Regions from separate parts of the Mus musculus genome. Here region 2 is linked to region 1. The links are chromatin contacts, found by Hi-C or POLR2A ChIA-PET in ENCODE. All regions are on one chromosome and are shown on one strand. The core of a region is the stretch at or near the end of the contact, and the rest is flanking DNA. Distances in the headings are between cores, read along the strand shown. Region 1 holds the start of G6bos (G6b opposite strand). Region 2 holds the start of Ly6g5c (lymphocyte antigen 6 complex, locus G5C).

Region 1 (2,805 bases), core at 174-2,673:
TTATTTCAAAGAGCCAACGAGTATTGTAGGGAGAACATTGTGGAGAAACTCTCTGAGGGCGTGTGCACACAGAAAATGATGGATAGGCCTAAAAAGGGGCCCAGTGCTGGAGCCTGAACACAGAGCCCACGCTCACAGCCCCAGAGCTGAAACCTTGGGAAAGAACCAGTGGTTGATCCTGGGAATCTTGCTGGCTTTGAGTAGGAAGAGCAGGGCACGAGGATCAGAGGGGTCTGTGGGTCATCATGAAGCAAATGATGACAGTACATTCTGGTGGCAGCATTGGACATGGAGAAAGGTACAGAGGACAGTGACCTGCTACAGACAAGGCCTTGTGTGGTTGGTGGTGCATGCTTGCAATCACTTTTATCCAAACACTGAAGGTAGACATAAGGAGAGGGAGATTTCAAAGTCAGCCTCAGCCATAAGAGAGCCTGTCTTTAAAAGGAGTGGAAGCGGCGGGTTAGGGTCCTGATAAGTCCTTGTGTGGGAGAGGAGATGGTGTACTCTGACCCCAGTTTCTGGCTTGGACAACTTGGGTTCTTCAAGAGCTTTCAGAGGAGGACCCAGGGGATGGCTTAAGAAATGACTGAGTCAGGTTTGACAAGCCTTGGGCAAAATGCCTGAGGCCATCTGGACAGAGTGAACTAGGTCTGAGATCTGGCTTGGAAGGACTACTGTGTATCATTTGGGGGCTGAAGATTGATTGGCCAGCTTCCTAGAAGAGTACGGAGGAGAAACAAAGAGATGAGCAGAACAGTGCTACTACAAAGACAATAGCAACAAAGTAAACCCTGGTTTAAACAGGGGTGAATGTTATCTGGTGGTAGGACATCACTGGCAACCTTTCAGTGGATGAGCAGCAGCAGCAGCCAATGAGCAGGGGGAGTGCAGTCAGACCGGTAACGAGGCAGGTCTATGTCTAAAGTTTGAAATGCTTCATTGGGCCAGGCAGTGCCTTTAAACTCAGAAGTTGGGAGGCAGAAGCAGATGAATTCTCTGAGTTCAAGGCCAGCTTGGTCTATGGTCTACGGAGTTCCAAGACAGCCAAGGCTATACAGAGAAATCCCAGTCTTGGGGGGGGGCGCGAAGAAAAAGCTTAACAGGCAGCTTGATCATCTTTAGAGAGGGCAGCAGTGGAGAAGGAAAGATGTTACAGAAGATGGAAGTGACAGAAAAAAAGTTGACCATTGGCAGAACGCAAACCAGGTAGTCAGTCGCCTCTATCAGTGCCTCTGTCCATGGTGCCTGCCCCTTCTAGCTGAGGTTATACAGGGGAGCCCCAGATAGAAAGGGTTGGCAGAACAAGGGCTTCCCTTTATACTACAACCGCATAGACAGTGGAGGCATCACCAGAAACCACTGTGGACATCCGGCGGTGCCTCCCGAGGACAGAGTGGTCCAGATCAGCGTAGTGCAGGCTCTGGAGGAGGTAGAGAGAGGACGGTAGTATGGTCTCATCAATCTGACCCCTTAGCTTGGAATCAAAGCTTTTTTTCTTTTCCCCACTGTGGGTAAAGGCGACTATGTAGCAAAGCCTGGCTTTCATCTTCCTGCTTAAACCTCCAGAGTGCTGGGATTACACTGCTGCTCCACAGCAACCTAGCTAGGCTGCTTTCTTGGCCCTCTTTCCTCCGGGATTCTGGCCTTTTTCCCATCCCCAGGCCCTTACCGGCTCCTGGTCCAGGTGGCCTGAGATCTTGGACTCCTGTTCTAAAGGCCTCTGTGGCTCAGCATTTATGACTGGAGCTATGTGGGAGGGAGGGACAGAACTGAAGGGTGAAGAGAAAATGACCAACTTTGTCTGCTCCTCGCAAGGACTCAGACTCAAGAACTCAGGGTTAGGGATTGTGCGGGTAGGATAGGGAAATTGAGTGCAGTTAATCTCACCAAATGTGGGTAGTGGTCCAGGCGGGGGCGGGGGTGGGGGCGGAGGCGAGAGTCTGTAAGGAAGTCCTTGAAGAGTCACCAATCTCGTCTTACTGGTTCCTCGGCCGCAGGCGGCGCCAATAAGAACTGTGCAAACTGCAGTCTCCGACCAGCAAAACAACTTAGGCTCCTCTGGAACCAGGTCCCGCCCACTCTCTGGGCTTTCTGACCTTTCAGTTTGGTTTCTGCAGCCTCGGTTCCCTACTCCAGCCTGTAGCCTAGCACCCAAGGGCTGACCTCTCACATTCTTTTAACAAACGCCAGGCCTCCAGACACTTCTTTTTCTTTGTAAAGGTTAGGGCTCTGCCCCACCTCTTTCCCCACGCCCTGACTGGTCACACCCTGTTTCAAGCCAGGCTCCGCCTCCAGTGCTCACCTGCGCCGCCGCCAGACCACGCCCGCGACTCCCAGTCCCAGCACAAGCCCAACGCCCAGGAGCGGAATCAGGACCTTGGGATACTCGTACCCTAGGGAGACCGCGAGGCAGGGAGAGATGCCGTGGTCAGGGGTACAGACAATAGGGTTCTACTAACTTTACCGCTCTGTAAGATTCCGCCCCGCTTTTTGTCCCGCGTGTGTGTCCAAATTAAGTGCCCCTGTGCATCTGGGCCTCGACCTACCGTGGGTAGATCCTGCAGGCCGGCAACCTGCCTTGTCCCCTAACACTTGAAGCACTGTGCGACTCTCATTCTCGTGGCGTCCTTTGCAGAAAAAGGTTCCAGAATCCCCGGCGCTCAGCAGCAGCTCTAGCCGCTTGATACCATTGTCCAGGGAACGCAGGCGGCCAGAGAAATGCTGGAGCACAGTTGGGGTCCCTCTCGTCGAGGCCCACAAGATCGGACGGCGCCCTTTAGACAAGCCCTTGCATGCTGGGAA
Region 2 (2,805 bases), core at 123-2,622, 44 kb after region 1:
CTCCTTTTGGACTTGTAGCTCAGTCAAGTCCTTTTTTTTTTTTTTTTTTTCTTTTTTCGAGACAGGGTTTCTCTGTGTAGCCCTGGTTGTCCTGGAACTCACTCTGGAGACCAGGCTGGCCTCGAGCTCAAAAGTCTGCCTGCCTCTGCCTCCCAAGTGCTGGGATTAAAGGCGTGCACCACCATCAGTCAAGTCTTAAAACCTGCAGTCCTCCTGAGCATCCGAGTAGCTGGAAAGACAGGCCAGTGCCAGTAGGCAGACTGGCTTCTGCTCTTAACCCCTTTATTATCCAGGATGCAACAAAGGCAGAACTTTACAAAACATCTGGCCACATTACCTCTCTGTCTTAACCTTATGGGATTCATAGCCGCTATGTCTCAAGATCTCCATGCCAGGATCCAGGTCAGAAACTTGTCTCTCCCAGCCTCCAGATTAGGATCACACGTGATCCTTCCAATTCTGGATTGTAGTTCATTCCAGATATAGTCAAGTTGACAACCAGGAATAGCTACTACAACATGTATGTGCATACATACAGACAGACACACAAACACACCAACTGAAGGGGGTCAGAGAGAGTGAGACCCAGCATGACCACTCACTGTCCTTGACTCTGGTTGCCATATGGCCGGTTCTCAAAAGTGTCTGTGGCTGTGACTTCCCTAACAGGATGGACTGTGACCTGGAATAACAAGCTAAAATAAAATAGCCCCCTTTGCCGATCATGGTGGCACACGCCTTTAATCCCAGTACTCAGGAAACAGAGGCAGGTGGATCTCTGAGTTTGAGGCCAGCCTGGCCCATGGAGTAAGTTCTAGGACAGCCAGGGCTACACAGAGAAACCTTGTCTCAAAAAGTAATAATAATAATAATAAACTGGGCATGGTGGTGAACACCTTTAATCCCAGCACTTGGGAGGCAGAAGCAGGCAGATTTCTGAGTTCGAGGCCAGCCTGGTCTCCAGAGTGAGTTCCAAGACAGCCAAGGCTACACAGAGAAACCCTGTCTCGAAAAACCAATAAATAAATAAATAAATAGATAGATAGATAGATAGATAAATAGATAAATAAATAAATAATAAATGATGATGACAATGATATTAACATCAAAACATATAAATAAAAATAAACACTCCCCCCCCCCCCGGTTGCTTTTGTCAGAGCATTTTACGGAGCACCAGGAAGGGAAACAGACAGGACAAGTCCTTCTGAGTTCCTGCCTCCAGCCAGGATATTAGGCCCAAGGAGCTGTGGGTTGAGGACACTCTGCACGCCCTGTTCTGGTGCCGTTCTCCACCTCAGACTGGTGCCCCACTCCCTCCTCTTGGCCAGCCTCTCTCCAACCAATATAAGCCCAGGCTGGAGGCTGGAGAGAAGCCATGCTTTTTATGGCAGGCCCTGCAGCCAGCTGGTCCCTGAGGCCCCTGGGACTCCATGGCGTCCCCCAAGCCTTGTGTGCTGTCCTCTTAACAGTGCTGGTCATGAAGACCTTGGTTCTCGGTAAGTGGCTCCGGAGCAGTGGTTCCACCTTCTTTTTTTCTTTTCTTTTGTTTTTTCGAGACAGTGTTTTTTCTGTGTAGCCTTGGCTGTCCTGGAACTCACTCTGTAGACCAATCCTAGAGGCTTCGAACTCAGAAATCCACCTGCCTCTGCCTCCCGAGTGCTGGGATTAAAGGCGTGCGCCACCACGCCTGGCGGGGTTCTACCTTCTTGATGATGCAACCCTTTAATACAGTTTCCTCATGTTGCAGTGACCCCCCAACCATAACATAACACTTTTTTTTTTTGCTACTTCATAACTGTAATTTTGCTACTGTTATGAATTGTAAGGTAAATATCTGATATGGGGCCCTTGTGAAAACGTCATCTGACCTCCAAAGGGGTCGTGTCCCACAGGTTGAGAGACACTGCTCCAAAGAGTCAGAAGGGTCACCAGGCCAGCTAGGTGGAAAAACTCTGGTTTCTCCAAGGGTCTCGACACTTCTGTCCATGATGTACAGGTGAAACCAGCGGTAGGCATGATACCATGGGCAGATGTGTGGGGATGTCCAGGAACTGTGATGGCCTGATAGTCAGTCACTGCAAAGGAGAGTTCTCGGGACGGCCTTGTTGCTGTAGCAACAACAGTGTTCTGGAGATACTAAAGGGATCGTTTCCAGCTCTAAGGGCAACACAGAATAGGGAGGACTGGGGTTGTGTCAGATTCTCCTCAACCAGAATTCACAAGGCAGAAGCCTTTGCACTACACTAAGCTATCCGTTAGTCCTGGGCTCTTAACATGTGGACTGGACCAAGGGCCAGGGAAGAGGGGGCTGCATATGCAGGCAGTTCATCGGGAGACAGAACAGGGCCTTTGGTAGCTAACCTCCAACATGAGCCTGTCCAGGGACCAGACAGCAGAATAAGGCAGGTAGCATGGGGCTATTGAGGTCTCCTGTCTACAGGACACAGACTCTCTCTGTCTTCTCACGGACCTTGTTCTCACCTCTGAAGACCACATTGTAAAAAAAGCATGTTGGAACTAGACAGGGGTGGCAAGTGCCCAGGAGGTAGAGGCAGGAGGATCTCTTAGTTTAGCGCTATCCTGGTGTATAGAGTGAATTCCAGGACAGCCAGCGCTACACAGATAAACTCTTGAAAAACTAAATTAAAAAGGAAAAAGAAGAAAAGAAAGAGTGCCCACTGGTGGCAATTCTAGTACTCAGGCAAGAAGGTTGAAAGCCAGGTGTGTGTGTGTGTGTGTGTGTGTGTGTGTGTGTGTGTGTGTGTGTGTGTGTGTGTGATGTTTAAAAGAGAATACAGAGGG

What was found. Hi-C counts contacts between places; a loop is a spot of excess contacts on that map. ChIA-PET counts read pairs that join two places held with the same protein, here RNA polymerase II (POLR2A).
Region 2: a loop to region 1 is called in a map of heart, with 1.8 times the contacts of the local background. The contact joins the promoter of Ly6g5c here to the promoter of G6bos in region 1. A Hi-C loop is called at or near these places in 4 of 37 maps with a recorded cell type or tissue (gastrocnemius, heart and v-Abl transformed pro-B cells). POLR2A ChIA-PET finds 5 or more read pairs at or near these places in 3 of 5 experiments (Patski and embryonic stem cell).

What each region holds. Positions count from the first base shown.
Region 1 is chr17:35,063,014-35,065,818 of GRCm38, forward strand. G6bos (G6b opposite strand) reads left to right here and starts at 1,424. Exons shown (of 1, transcript NR_001462.1): 1 at 1,424-2,583. It overlaps Mpig6b (megakaryocyte and platelet inhibitory receptor G6b), which reads right to left. Exons shown (of 6, transcript NM_001191012.1): 2 at 2,550-2,805; 3 at 2,306-2,396; 4 at 1,891-1,943; 5 at 1,673-1,749; 6 at 1-1,423. The coding sequence ends at 1,319.
Region 2 is chr17:35,106,922-35,109,726 of GRCm38, forward strand. It overlaps Ly6g5c (lymphocyte antigen 6 complex, locus G5C), which reads left to right and starts at 1,373. Exons shown (of 3, transcript NM_148947.2): 1 at 1,373-1,499. The coding sequence starts at 1,379.